2 separate regions of the Homo sapiens genome follow, and region 2 is linked to region 1. Evidence: chromatin contacts called from ENCODE Hi-C or POLR2A ChIA-PET data. All regions are on one chromosome and are shown on one strand. The core of a region is the stretch at or near the end of the contact, and the rest is flanking DNA. Distances in the headings are between cores, read along the strand shown.

The links. A loop is a pair of places that touch in the nucleus more often than their neighbours do. ChIA-PET counts read pairs that join two places held with the same protein, here RNA polymerase II (POLR2A).
Region 2: a map of breast epithelium shows a loop between it and region 1 (16-fold over the local background). The contact joins two enhancer-like sites. A Hi-C loop is called at or near these places in 1 of 168 maps with a recorded cell type or tissue (breast epithelium). POLR2A ChIA-PET finds 5 or more read pairs at or near these places in 1 of 52 experiments (activated T-cell).

The regions. Positions count from the first base shown.
Region 1 is chr20:56,414,687-56,421,885 of GRCh38, reverse strand. All of the region lies in intron 1 of CASS4 (Cas scaffold protein family member 4), which reads right to left. Among named protein-coding and RNA genes, the nearest start is that of CASS4, 6.0 kb to the right of the region's middle. Within about 2 kb of position 2,730, at least 11 of the 41 ENCODE cell types and tissues checked have a DNase peak (open chromatin) inside an H3K27ac peak, as active enhancers do.
Region 2 is chr20:57,431,308-57,438,506 of GRCh38, reverse strand. LOC124904939 (a long non-coding RNA gene) reads left to right here. Exons shown (of 2, transcript XR_007067672.1): 2 at 3,358-3,846. Among named protein-coding and RNA genes, the nearest start is that of RBM38-AS1, 42 kb to the right of the region's middle. RefSeq lists a silencer at 721-952 and enhancers at 2,583-2,642, 4,776-4,855, 5,717-5,766. Within about 2 kb of position 2,731, at least 12 of the 41 ENCODE cell types and tissues checked have a DNase peak (open chromatin) inside an H3K27ac peak, as active enhancers do.

The DNA of each region.
Region 1 (7,199 bases), core at 1,481-3,980:
TGCTTTTCTCTCTAACTTCCTTTCCTTTCCTTCCCTCTTTCCTTTTTTCTTTTTTTAAGGAAAAAAGTGAGGAAAGGCATAAAGAAAGAAGGAGTTTTGTGTTATTTGATGGGTCGTAAGCAATTATGCCGACACCAATTAGAAGAAAACTTTGTCTAAGCCTGTGTTTCTTTTTCTCTTTTCTTTTCTAGAGACAGGGTCTCACTTTGTCACCCAGGCTGGACTGCAGTGACGCGATCACAGCTCACTGCAGCCTCGAACTCCTGGGCTCGAACGATCCTCCCACCTCAGCCTTTCAAGTAGCTAGGACTACAGGCATGAGCCACCAAACCCAGCTACTTTTAAAAATTTTTTGTAGAGATAGTCTCGCTATGTTGCCCAGGCTGGTCTCCAACAGCTGGGCTCAAGCGATCCTCCCACTGCAGCCTCCCAAAGTGCTGGGATTACAGGCGTGGACTACCACACCCAGCCCCCAGCCTGTGTTTCTAAAGGGTTTTGTGTCTAGCAACTGCCTGCTTCCTGTCATATCCACGTGCCACTACAATTTTTTAGGTAAAATAACAAATTGAGTCAATTAAAAAACAACTGTCCCTCAGCGATGTTACCCATGAAATTACAGGTTTGATGAGCTAGTTTTAGTTTGTTTGAATGCAAATCAAGATACACCAGTATTGTACAAAAACTGTTCTGTGCACCACACTTGAAATCCTCTGGCATGCCTGCAGTCAGGGCACTTCCATTTGATTGACCCGGAAGAATTCAAAGCTGGCTCAAGCTGTTTAATGCATGACAGAGAAATGAGTGAAGGTTCAGGCTTGTTCACCAAACTTTTCCATCTTTCTATGGTCATTTTTAGAGGTGCTTCAGGAAAGCAAGGAGCCACTCTTTTGTTTAAGCTTTTCTTCTTTTGTTCTGTTGGTGTGAATTTATTGCAATTCACTAGGTTTGTTCGTTTAGTTGTTAATAATGGACTACACATAAACCCACCCCAGTCCTTATTTGGGATACCCAAAGGGGGCTTACCGAGAATGTCTTATGTAACTGGCCCTGACTCCCAGTGGCTGGCAATTCACCTCACTTTGGGGAACACCAGTGTAAGGAAGGAGCACCTTGAGTTGTTTGTTATTGATTACTGACTCTTGTGCTTCTATTCCCCTTTCAACCGTGGGGAGACTCTCACTTTTGAACCTGGGCCGGGTGTGGTGGCTCACTCCTGTAATCTCAGTGCTTTAGGAGGCTGAGGCAGGAGGACTGCTTGAGGTCAGGAGTTCGAGACAAGCCTGGGCAATATAGGGAGAGCCCCTCATCTCTACAAAAAAAAAAAAAAAAATTAGATGGGCATGGTGGCGTGCACCAGTAGTCTCAGCTACTTGGGAGGCTGAGGCAGGAGGATTGCTTGAGCCCAGGAGTTTGAGGTTGTAGTGAACTATGATAACGCCACTGCACTCCAGTCTGGGTGACAAAGTGAGACCCTGTCTCTAAAAGAAAATTTCTGAACCCAAAGTGAACATTCCACAAAGCACTTTTCACTTACTGTTAACCAGATGGCAAACACCTCCAAGACACAGGGATGACCCTACTGCTCTTTTGCCCCCTGTCCCTCCCTAACCCCACAAAAGACAGACTGCCTGGGCTGTCCAGAACATGTAGAGCAAACAAAAGCTGCTCTTGATGATAAGGTGAAGCAGTTGTTCAAAGGAAAAGAACAATACATTCACTAACATAAACTCGTGGAGAAACTCTCTGAGTGGCCAGGTAGGTGGCCTCAAATTGCCTGTGAATAACTTTTTCACAGTCCACACTCATCTCCTAGAGGAGCTTTCTTTTGTTTGTTTGTTTTTGAGATGGAGTTTTCGCTCTTGTTGCCCAGGCTGGAGTGCAATGGCGTGATTTCGGCTCACCACAACCTCCGCCTCCTGGGTTCAAGCGATTCTCCTGCCTCAGTCTCCTGAGTATTTGGGATTACAGGCGTGCACCACCAAGCCCAGCTAATTTTTGTGTTTTTAGTAGAGATGGGGTTTCTCCATGTTGGTCAGGCTGGTATTGAACTCCCGACCTCAGATGATCCACCTGCCTTGGCCTCCCAAAGTGCTGGGATTACAGGCATGAGCCACTGTGCCTGGCCTCCTAGAGGAGTTTTAAGAGTGCAGAGCCTAGCCGGGCACGGTGGCTCACGCCTGTAATCCCAGCACTTTGGGAAGCTGAGGTGGGCCAATCACTTAAAAACAGGAGTTCGAGACCAGCCTGGGCAACATGGTGAAAAAAAACCCACCTCTACTAAAAATACAAAAATTAGCCGGGCACAGTGGTGCATGCCTGAAGCCCCAGCTACTTGGGAGGCTGAGGTGGGAGGATCACTTAAGCCAGGAGGCTGAGGTTGCACTGAGCTGAGATTGTGCCACTGTACTCCAGCCTGAGCGGGGGTGGTGTGGGGGAAGTGCAGGATCTCCCACACTGAGAGCTGGGGATGCTTTCCCAGGAACAAGAGGCCACGCATATTCTTCTCAGTCTTCTCAGTGTCGACTATGCTTTTCGTAGGTGTGTGTACAAGGCTGCTCTTCCCCTGAACAAACACTTCATAGGCGTTATGTTTGGAAATGGTTCCTAAAAAATGTATTTCCTTTTTTTGCAACTCAAGTTGGAGTGTTCTAATCTCCCCCTCCGTGGCAGCTCTCTTACCAGCCTCCCACCTTCCTCCTTTTAAGCTATTTCCCCTTCAGGCCCCTGTCATTTCCTCCCTTAGTCATCGCAATTCCAAAACGGCCCTGTTTTGATTCTACAGTTGCTTCCCCATTCCATTATCGTGTCGGCCAATGCCTGTCTATTCTCAGACCTTTTAAGTTTTGGGGTGATGGTGGCATTCTCCTTAGCTTTTTTTCCCCCCAAGTGTGCTCTATAGGAAATAAAATGTTCAAAGACTACAGGTGATTAAACAGGGGAACCAATAATGAGTATGTGATGGATTTTTTATTAGTCATAATAATTATTTACTACATATGGAGAAAGGGGACCAGGCACTTGGACTTGGAAGCATTTAGAACAGTGCCTGGTGTGCAGCAGGCATTCAATATTTGTTGACGGAATGAAAGGTACATTGTGTTCCTGAATCAAACGTAACACACATAAATAGAAGCTATCTACTCCTTGATTTACTATTTTTTCTGCTCACAACCACTCCCCACCCGACACGGCGACCAGCGGTCTCAAACATCAAAAGTTCTACTTTTTTAAAGACAGAGTACACGATTCTCCTTCGTGTCCATGGAGAAGAGCAGGGTACCACCCCAGTGGAAAATGAAGCCACCTACACTGAAGTCTCCACGTTTACCAGCTTTTGCTCTTTCCTACTTACAGCCCATCTGTTGCACAGCAGCCTGAGTGATCTAGAAAACATAAATTAGATCATGTCATCTCCTGCTTTAAGTGGGCTGGTGGTTTCCTTTGCAATTAGAATGGCTTCAAAGCTCTTACACGGCCGACCAGGCCCTATGTTATCCTGCTTACACCTCAGATCTCACTTCTGACCCCTCTCTCTCTTGGTTTACTCTTCTTTGACCCCATGGGTCTTTACAGGGGCCCTGTACTATGCTGAATACCTTCCCACTGCAGGCCCTTGGCATCTGCTGTTCCCTCTTCCTGGAAAGCTTTTCCCATCTCTTGGGTGTTCAGAGTGGCCTTTTCCATCCATCGCCTCCATCAGATCCCCCTGTTTTCTCCTCTTTCTGGCAGTTCTCACCACCTGAAACCATGGGTCTATTTACTCACTGTCATGCTCACTCCATTGGAATGTCAGCTCTGTCTTGATCACCCTGAACCCCCGGAGCCCAATAACTATGCATTGGGTGAATGGCTGAGGCATGGATGGTGAGCTGTGTTTTCGAGTTGGGTGTTGTGTCTGGGCTGTTTTGCCTCGTGGAATAGATGAAGGGAGGAAGTTGCTGGGAAATGCTGGAGGGAGGCTACAGGTCTTTGTGACCTTGATTTCAATAGCAACAGCTTGCATCTAAGGCAACATCTGACCATGGACAAGGAGGGGGACAATTGTCAAGAGAACAGGCTGAGTGGCAGCTTAGGCTGACGCCAGGTAGGGGTTAGAGAGCTGAGAGTCAGGAATGACCTCCGTTGCCAAACACCTGCTGACTAGAAAGTAGTGCTGTTCCTATCCTCACAGCGGGGCTGCAGCCAGGGCTCCACCTGCACTCCCTGTAAGCTCCCATTCGTTCACACACTACCACAAAGCATGTATTGAGCAACTACTTTGTGCAGGCACTGTTGTAGGCACCGGAGATGCAGCACTGAGTAAGAAAGCCCAGGTCTGTCCCTCATGGAGTTTCGTTCCCAGAGAGGAAGACAGAGGAACAAACAAAGTGAGATAATTTCAGATCTTAATAAGTGAAGGTAAGATAGATGAGAGTGTTGGCGGTGGGCCTGTGTAGGGGGGAAGTGATTTGCACAGCGTGGTCCAGAGAGGCCTCTGGGTGAGGCGATGCTTGCTAGAGAGAGAAGAATCCAAGGCGGGGAACAGCAGGGGAGAAGGGGAAGGAACTGAGGCAGGAGAGCTGCTCGGAGTGGGATCTAATGGGCCCTGAAGGGCCAGGTCAGCTTTCTGCACACAATCCCATTTGCCCTTCAACAAAGACTGAGTTTGAAATGTCTTGCTCACCACCTCAGAGCTGCTAAAGGTACAAAGAGAACCTAAAACTGCTCTCCACTCACAAACGAAGCCTCACCAGGCTTTCTTGCCCAGAAGCACTGAAGCAAGCCAAGTCCCAGCAAGTGGTACACACTTCCAAGCCAACACATTTTGTCGTGTTTAAACCAACCTTGAGATGTGGAAGATTTTTTAAAAAATTCTACATTTTTACCTTGATCCTTCTTGAGTGGGTCCAAAACCATGCCACTCAGAGTTGAGATGGGAGAGAGACAAAAAAGATTTGCTCTTTAATTGAGGCTGAATTTAAAATGTGAAAGATAATCACATTTAAATGTTCTTACAGTATAAATATTGGACCATCCACTCTTCAGTAACATAGTAAAGATGCTTGCTTGAAAAATGCCTTCAGAAAACTGAATGAGCACATAGCTGTCTTTATAAAAGAAAGTACAGATTGTAGAGAAAATACTGGGGAAAGTAGGTTTAAAATAGAATCAAATATCAGAAATTCTCAGAAAATGATGGAAAATAAGTGCCAAAGCTTATTTCATTCAGTAAAATCCTCTTTCAATTCCTGGACATTTACTCCAGTGAGAAAATCATGTTATTGGGGAAAAAAGGGCTGTGTATGAAGATGCTAATTTCAATATTACCTGTAATGGCATGTGTGCATACACACACACACACACACACACACACACACGGAAGTAAACAGAATTTATAGCAAACAGGACTGAATCACTAAAGTACATTGCAGACTCTATTTTCGTAACTAAGGCATCTTGAAACTACCAAAAATCCAAAATAAGAACTTACGTATAATAAGCCCACTTATCCTCCTTGTCTTTTAGACAATTTTAGTTCTTTTAGAACTAAATTTCTGGCTGGGCGCAGTGGCTCACGCCTGTAATCCCAGCACTTTGGGAGGCTGAGACAGGCAGATAACTTGAGGTCAGGAGTTCGAGACCAGCCTGGCCAATATGGTGAAAACCCGTCTCTACTAAAAATACAGAAATTAGCTGAGCATGGTGGCACATGCCTGTAATCCCAGCTACTTGGGAGGCTGAGGCAGGAGAATTGCTTTAACCTGGGAGGTGGAGGTTGCAGTGAGCCAAGATCATGCCACTGCACTCCAGCCTGGACGACAGAGTGAAACTCCACCTCAAAAAAACCCACGAAAACTAAATTTCTAGTATTTCTTGAATGGAGTTGACTAGTTGGCTAGAGTTCCACAAACCAATGAATGAGGTGTTAAATTTACCACCTTTGAGGCCAGTGTTTCCTATCACTAATATCACGTGTTTTAAAAAAATTTCGCCTTGTTCTATAAAACAATTTTTAAAAAATAGAATAAATCAGTCTGGATATTACACAAAATCTGCCATGCACAAAGGTGAAAGCAGCTCTACTGGCAACGGAGCTACTGGCCAGCAGGTAGAATTAGGAACAGCTTGCGAGAACAGTCCCTGTTTACCATACGATGTACAAAGGCGAACTTCAGGGTCTGAAAGGCTATCTGCGGTGGCCCTGAATGAAAGGCAGGGTTGTTTTAAAGGCGAATGCCCCAAAGCTAAGGACCACTGACATGACATGACCCCTTGAAGCATTGTGCTACCATTTATAAAGCAATTGAGCAACAATGTAGGCATTAAGATTAATGAGATGGATCAACTGCACTAATATGAACTGAACACCAGTACGTATTGGTAGTTGCTAAAGGCAAGAAGCTCAACAGATCTTTACTTACAGCTCCTATTTGTGTAAAACCTTAAAACATGTATCTTATAGATGCATTGATAGTTTCTGTAGGGACACCCAAGAAACAGTTAACTGAGGATGCCTCTGAACTAGGTGTCGACAACTTGGGTGTTTCCTGGTACTGCGTGGGTGGGTGGGGGTGGCCTACGTAAACTGAGATGACATAGGCTGCTACACAAGGGCCTGTGGACCAAATCTAGATGGATGACCCATAAGTGAAGAATGACTGTACATATCTTAAGGACTGCATAAACAAACAACCATATGCAACAGAGATTGTATTTGGCCTGCAAAGCATAAAATACTATCTGACTCTTTATGAAGAGTTTGCCAACCCCTGGTACAAGGGAGAGAATATAATGAGCTAAGAATGGAGCTCTGAGCTTAGTCTGCCTGGGGTTGATTCCTGGCATTGCCACCTACTAGCTGTATGGCCTTGGGCAAGTCAGCGAGGCCTCGTTTCCTCGTCTGTGACAGGGGAATAATACCTCTGCTTCATGAGGATGTTGTGAGGATGTAATAGTGAGAAAATGCAAGTAGAGCACTCAGCACAGGGCCTCACATGTAGACAATCGGTAAGGGTTGGCTACTATTTATATATATATATAAAGCAATTCTCCTGCCTCAGCCTCCCGAGTAGCTGGGAATACAGACGTGCACCACTATGCCCAGCTAATTTTTTTGTATTTTTACTAGAGATGGGGTTTCACCATTTTGGCCAGGCTAATCCCCTGACCTCAGGTGATCCACACGCTTCAGCCTCTGAAAGTGGTGGGATTACAGGCAT
Region 2 (7,199 bases), core at 1,482-3,981, 1.0 Mb before region 1:
TACTCCACAAATACTTATTAGGCATCTACACGGTGCCAGACACGGTTGTAGATCTTGAAGATACAGCAGAGAACAAAACAGACAAAAATTCCCACCTAGAATGTATATTCTGAGTGTAGGGGATGCCAACAAAAAAATGAATATCTGTCAGTGGGAGGCACATAGATTTTGTTTTTTTTTTTTTGAGATGGAATCTCGCTCTGTTGCCCAGACTGGAGTGCTGTGGCATGATCTCGACTCACTGAAACCTCCACCTCCCGGGTTCCTGCCTCAGCCTCCCGAGAAGCTAGGATTACAGGCACCTGCCATCACGCATGGCTAATTATTGTATTTTAGTAGAGATGGGGTTTCACTGTGTTGGCCATGCTGGTCTAAATTTCCTGACCTCAAGTGATCCACGCGCTCCTCGACCCAAAGTGCTGGGATTACAGGCGCGAGCCACCGCGCCCAGCCGGCACATGATATTTATGTTTCCTTGTCACACTTACTCTTGGCTGCACTCTCAAAAGCTGTTTCTTATTTCTTCCTTTGCTACCAAAATAGCAGTTCTGTTGGGCCAGCCACATGCCTAGCCCTAGGGATGAATCAGGACTGGCCTAATCATAGGCATCCCACTGCCCTCTGCCCGAGACTTGCCTTTCAGCCTCCTTGCAGCTGGCGGCAGCCATGTGACCCAGTTTTAGCCACTGAGATGCAAGCCCTCTCCCTGCTGTCCTGCTGGTGCAGCTGCTGTGATGTCAGGAGCCTCTGAGCAGCCGCAGCCACTTCGTGACCATGAAGCAACTGAAAGACACCACACTGAGGGTGACCGAGCAGAAATGTGGAAGGAACCTGGGTCCTTCAGGGAAGTGGAGCTGGGCTTCTATGCTCTGCAGCCATTGTTCATCCGCCCGAAAATGAACCCCTGGGCGACAGGGACAGGGAAACACTCCTCCCGTCAGGCCAGGCTCCTTGAAGGAGAGAGTTGTTAGGATGTCCCTCCACCAGGGATTCTGACTCAACTGGCAGGCGGTTAGGCCGGGGCATCTCCTAAGAGCCCCTCAGGTGACTCTGATGGGCAGCCTCGGTGCACTGGGCAGATGAAGGAAGATGCAAGCGGGGTTGAGTGGGGAAGTGGAGACTCCACAATCAGGACAGGCCAACCCTGTCCCATGAGGAAAGCCTCAAAGCAAGATGGGATGGGAGGGGTCTGCGGTGGACCTGCTGGGTGCTTCTTGAGCTTGATCAGTGAAGAAGGAGAAGGAGGAACAAGGAGAGAAAGAGGGAGAAGCAGAGGGGAGGGCAAAGATCCCAGAGACTCAAGAATCTGCCACCCAGGCCCTGGCGACTAAAACAAGGCCAGGATGAGGAGAGGCTGGTAAGACCCACACCATCCGGAGTGACCTTGCCAGGGGCTAAGGAGGGCCCTTGCCCAGGGTTCCCAAACTTCATGCATTCTGAGGCTCCCTCTGTGACCTTGACCATCTCATCTGGTCTACCATTTGTTTCATACTTTTCTTTAAAATGACTCAGATTTTTTTCTTTTTTTTTTTACTTAAATGTTTATTTTAGCCCTTTGGGAGGCCGAGGCCTATGGATCACTTGAGGTTAGGAGTTCGAGACCAGCCTGGTCAACATGGTGAAACCCCATCTCTACCAAAAATACAAAAATTAGCTTGGCATGGTGGCACATGCCTGTAGTCCCAACTACTTGGGAGGCTGAGGCTGGAGGATCACTTGAACCCAGGAGGTGGAGGTTGCAGTGAACCAAGACTGCACCACTGTACCCCAACCTGGGGGACAGAGTGAGACCCTGTCTCAAAAAAGTAAATACAATAAATAAATAAATGTCTATTTTAAAAGGAAATTCTGTTGCACCAATGTAAATGGAAAACCAGTATCACTTGCTTTGCAGATGACTCTGAAAATAAGCACAGTGGCCATCAGTCGTGTTTAGTATTGACCAGGATTTCAGATGCTGTCACAGTGTGTTCGTAAACTGCCACCTGCACACGCCAGGAGCCTGGGGCCTGCTCTCTCAGATGGAGCGGGGGGTAAGCAGGAGTTGGCCAGTATTAAAGACACATGAGCCCCCAGCTCAGCCGAGAAGAAGAGAACAATCATTGGAGACAAACAGCTATTCCCCTGGACACTGTGCCTACCACACAGGGCACCCAGTGGACTGCGATGGCCAGAGTCCCATTTCTGGCACACTCATCCAGGCCAGCCAGAGTTGGGGAGACTGGACCCCAAGAGCAGAGGTCACATCAACACCCACACCAGCCTCAGGCACGTCCCCTTGTCCCCTTGTCCTCTCCGCACAGGCAAGAGATCCCCAACCTCTGCCCTGTGCCAAGAGCATGTCCGAAATTTCACAACTACCTTTATGTGGCAGGTGCCTGGAGCTGGAGCTATCCTTCCAGCACCTACAACCACGAGGCCCCCGGGCGTCTTCCCAGAGGGAAACACTGGGTTTAAGGGCATCAGTTCAACTGTTCAACTCCCATGAAGGCAGCGTGAATGGTCTGACTCCGCTCCTGGGCAAGCACAAGAGTATGTGCCAATCGGGTGTGTGGGCTGGCCTGGCCACCAACACAGGTCTCTGGGGACGGTGGCTTGCCCGCATTCCAGAACCACAGGCTGGGGCATGCCTGCCGGGCGGCCGGCTCTCTTACCGCCAGGCAGAAGGGGACAGAAGCCCTTTGTCTTCCCGTCACATCCCAGAGTTGGCACATCCCCAGGAGCTGCGGTCACCTCCTCTTTCGCAGACAAGGTTGCCTCATGTTGCTAAGAAACAGCTTGGAGGGAGGGGAACCCAAGCTCCAGGTGGCGCTGAGGTGCCTCAGCTCTGAGCCCCTGAGCGGCTGTGGAGGGAGGGCTGGCCTCTGTTGTGTCCCCTGCTTATTGTAAAATGGGAGGTTCATAAACCACAACTCACAGAGCAGTGGAAAGGATCAAAGAGCTAATGCGTGTCCGGCACCTCGCGTAGTGTGAGCGCTCCACAAGTGTGAGCAAGGGACGTCTGGGTTGTTTTCTTTTTTCCACCTCTCAGTTTAAATAAGGTTGCTGTGAACGCTTTTCCTGCTGAGGGTTATTTCCTCAGATGCAGAACCCCGCCTCAAGATAATATTCGAGGTCGGGGGGTCAGGCAGCTGCGTGGGGCTTTTTCCATGCAGACAGAAGCATCTTCAAAATCGGAATCTGTTTACAGCAAAGGGATGTGTTATTTTCCCCGCATCCTTTGCAGCACTGGGCTTGTTTTATCGATTTTTTTTTCTCATTCGATCAGCAAGGCTGTGCATTCCTCCGTGTACTGTTTAACTGTCTGTATTTCCTGAGGGATTCATGGTTTGTTCACTGCCTTTGATTGTTTTTCAGGTGGTGTCTGGGACAGTGCCTGGTGCTGTCAGCTGGAGCTGGCAGGCCCACATTGGAAGCATCTTCTAAGTAGGAAGGGGAGACAAGGGCTTGAAGCTGGGGGAGATGGGGAAAGCCTCCCGCCCCATCCACGCCATTCCTGCCTTCCCCTCGTCCTGGGTATTTTGGAGCCTGCCAGCTGAGGAGTGCTCTCCCAGGGTTGGGACTGCAGGCGCCTGACAAACTGAAGAGCACTGAAGCTGGAGATGCAAAGAAGAGGGAGCATTGACTATGTTCTTGGAGCAACGAGCAAGTCAGTGAGGCACGCGTGTGACAGGTGCCTTTCCTGAACCCAGCAATCCTCCTCCCCTTTCCCTGGCTCTCCTGGGAACTCCTAATGAAGTCAGAATAAGCCACTCCATCAATTTATGATCCCCAGATGACTGTGTCCCTTTGCTCCTTAATCACTCAGGTACCCAGATTCTCTATTAGCAAGAAGCCCAGAACCCCCTTCTCGAGTCCTCTCTCGTTTTCAATCTTCCAAGGACACCGAAGTCTTCCTTAACCCACTGCTGGGGGTTGACTGCCGAAGGTCACTGATGCCGGGGCATCTTGCCACCACATGGGGGCACTGCCAAAGATGTGTGCAGAATAGTCCTGCAGACACTGCGCTCGGCAGCGGAGCTCATGCTAGGCGAACCCTTGCCTGGGTGTTGGAGGTCACCCACACTTGAGACTTGAGTTTACAGCTCTCATGGGTCACTCTTAAATACTCAGAGCAGAATGCCAAGTGACTCCTCATCCATGCTCCATGCACCCTGGATCCCAGAACGGGGCACATCACTTTCCTCCACCACTGTCGCCCTGCTCGCCACCACCTCCTCCCGCTAGGCCGGGCTTTCTCAACCGCCACCCCTTTGACATTTGGGGCCAGATCTTTCTCCGCTGTGGGGACATGGCAGGATGCTTGGCAGCACCCCTGGCCTCTGCCTATCAGGTGCCTGTAGCACACCACCACTATGACAAGAAAAAATGTCTCTAGACATTGCCCAACATCCCCTGAGGAGCAGAATGGCCCCAGTGGAGAGCCAGTGCCCTAGACTATTGGGGTACCACCCCTCCACGCTGGCCTGGACCCCCTCTACACTGGCCTAGACCCTCTCAACACTGGCCTGAACCCCCTTCATGCTGGCCTGGACCCCCTCCAACTGGCCTGGACTCCCTCCCCTGGCCCCTTGCCTCCCTTTCTTGACATCACAGTAGGGGTGAGCTTTAAAAAAACCACACAGCTCGTGATGCATGTCACGCTAGGTTCAAAAGCGCTGGGTGGTTTCTCTTGGTATTTGAGATCCACACCTCTGCCTTAGTGCCCGGGCCCTGCAGGGCCTGACCTCACCCCTGTCTCCAGCTTGACTGGCTCCCACACCAGGCACAAGAGCCCTGGCTGTGACATCAGCACGCTCTGTCCTCTCTGCCTTAAGCCCTGTTCAGTCTGTCGCTGCATTCCAGGCCCTTCCACACCCCAGGGGCCTGCAGAGGCCCTGGGACCCCGCCCCTGGTGTTGCCCACTCTACTACGCCTCTTGGTCCATCTGCCTGATTTATGCCTTCATTACCTTTCCTTAGTTATATCCGGTTTCTGTTTTATTAGTTTATTTTTATTGTATTTACTTCTGTCATTCCCATTAGACTGTCAGCTCCGTGAAGGCAGGGGCCTGTCTTGTTCCCTGCCGTATCCCCAGAGTCTAGAACGGCACCTGGGTTGTGGGAGGCACCCAGAAAACACCAGGTCCCTGAAGGAATGAATGAAATGGGAGTGGGCTTCTCTTGTCCTGGAAATGGGCCTTGTCCCCCACATGGCTGTGGAGCTGCAGAGGGGGAGGCTGGAACTACTGTCCTATGGGCCCCTGTGGGCTCAAGAATCCTGCACTCAGCCTAGGACCTGCAGGCTTCGTGTCTCTGGCTCTTGGGAAACAGGTGGAAACTTCCTTCCCGAGAGCCGGAAGCAGCCGCAGGCCCCGCCACACCCAGCCCTGGCCCAGCTCAAGGCGAGGCCCTGGGTCTAAATATAGAAAGTGGGTTGTGAGAGGGCGGGTTTCTTCTCTGGTGAGAGGAAGTGGCTGCTCTGATTAAAACCGGGGTTTGTTCACCCCTCATTGAGACAGTCCTCCCCACCAGCCAGGAAGAAAGGAAATGTGGCAAAATGAACCCAGCCAATGGGGCCTTCCAAAAAGGCCCGGAGAAAGCACCCGGGGGGCAGATGGTCTCTTGTTCCTCCCTGGGGAATGGCTGGGAACCCTGCAGTGAGACACAGGGGCTGCGTGTCCCTGAGCCAACTCTAGCCGCTCTGGGTCTCAGTTTGAAAAAAAAGGGATTGGCCAGATTTGATTTTCAAAGCTGATGTTACCTGGTATTGCCTGAATCAGGAGCTCTCTGAGTCTCAGTTTCCCTATCTGCAGAATGGGTTGATGATGACCATGCCTGTAACAGAACGGCTAGTAGGATTCAAGGAGGCAGTGTGTGTGGCTGGCCTAGGGCAGAGCTGGCACATGACCAGGGCTCCGAAGGTGCTCGCTGTTGTCAGATGTCCACATGAAGTTTGACAAAATGAACGCAGAGCCCCTTGTTGAAACATTACCAGGAATTTCAAGATGGGCTGGGCGCAGTGGCTCATGCCTATAATCCCAGCACTTTAGGAGGCCGAGGCAGGCGGATCGCTTGAGGTCAGGAGTTCAAGACCAGCCTGACCAACATGGTGAGACCCTGTCTCTACTAAAAATACAAAAATTAGCCAGGAATGTGGTGCACGCCTGTAATCCCAGCTACTCAGGAGGCTGAGACAGGAGAATCACTTGAACCTGGGAGGCGGAGTTTGCAGTGAGTGGAGATCATGCCCATGGGTGACAGAGTGAGAACTCTGTCTCAGAAAAAAAAAAAGAAAGAAGAATTTCAAGATGGTAACAGCAGAGCAGGAAACCCTGAGCAGGGCCCTTCCGAGCCCTGCGTGACTGTCCTGGCTTCTGAGCCCTGAGTGACTGTCCTGGCTTCTGAGCCCTGCGTGACTGTCCTGGATCATGCATCCTGATAGGATGATTTCTATCAGAGGAGCCTCGGGGAGCCTACAGAGCAGTGCACAGCCCCCAAGCCCACCCCCAGCCCAGGCCCACGCTTCCCCCACCCCCGACCCGCTGCCCTGCTGCAGTTCCACGGATGGCCCGTTTGAAGAAGGTGATGAAAGTAGTAAAAAGGTGATGATGCCCAAATGCCAGTCCTCGGGGGACGGGTGTGACAGGGCTGAGCCCTGGGGTGGGTGGGGGCTGCTCTTCCAAGAATGGGCCTCACCTATACCCCTCCTCCCTGGACCTCAACATGTCATCAGTGGAAAACACAAAATCGAAGCACTGTGCACAGCGCAGATCATTCTCATGTGAGCTGTTTCACTGGTGCACACAAAACTATGGTCCTGCAAATTGCTGTAATCATAAATAGGCAGGTGAGGCCAGGCGCCGTGGCTTATGCCTGTAATCCCACTCAAGCCCTGAGCTTGACCCTGGCAAGCCAGGACCACCATCTCCAGAAAGAAAGAAAAGGTGCAAAGAGAGTAAGTGCAGAGAGTTCCCATACGCCCTTCACCCAGCTTCTTTCCTATTAGCATTTTACAAAACCACAGGACAATCAGCAACACTAAGGCATTCACATTGATGCAATAATTTTTTTTTTTTTTTTGAGACCAAGTCTTGCTTTGTCACCCAGGCTGGAGTGCAGTGGTGCAATCTCATCTCACTGCAGCCTTCACCTCCCAGGTTCAAGTGATTCTCCTGCCTCAGCTTCCCGAGTAGCTGGGATTACAGGCACGTGCCACCA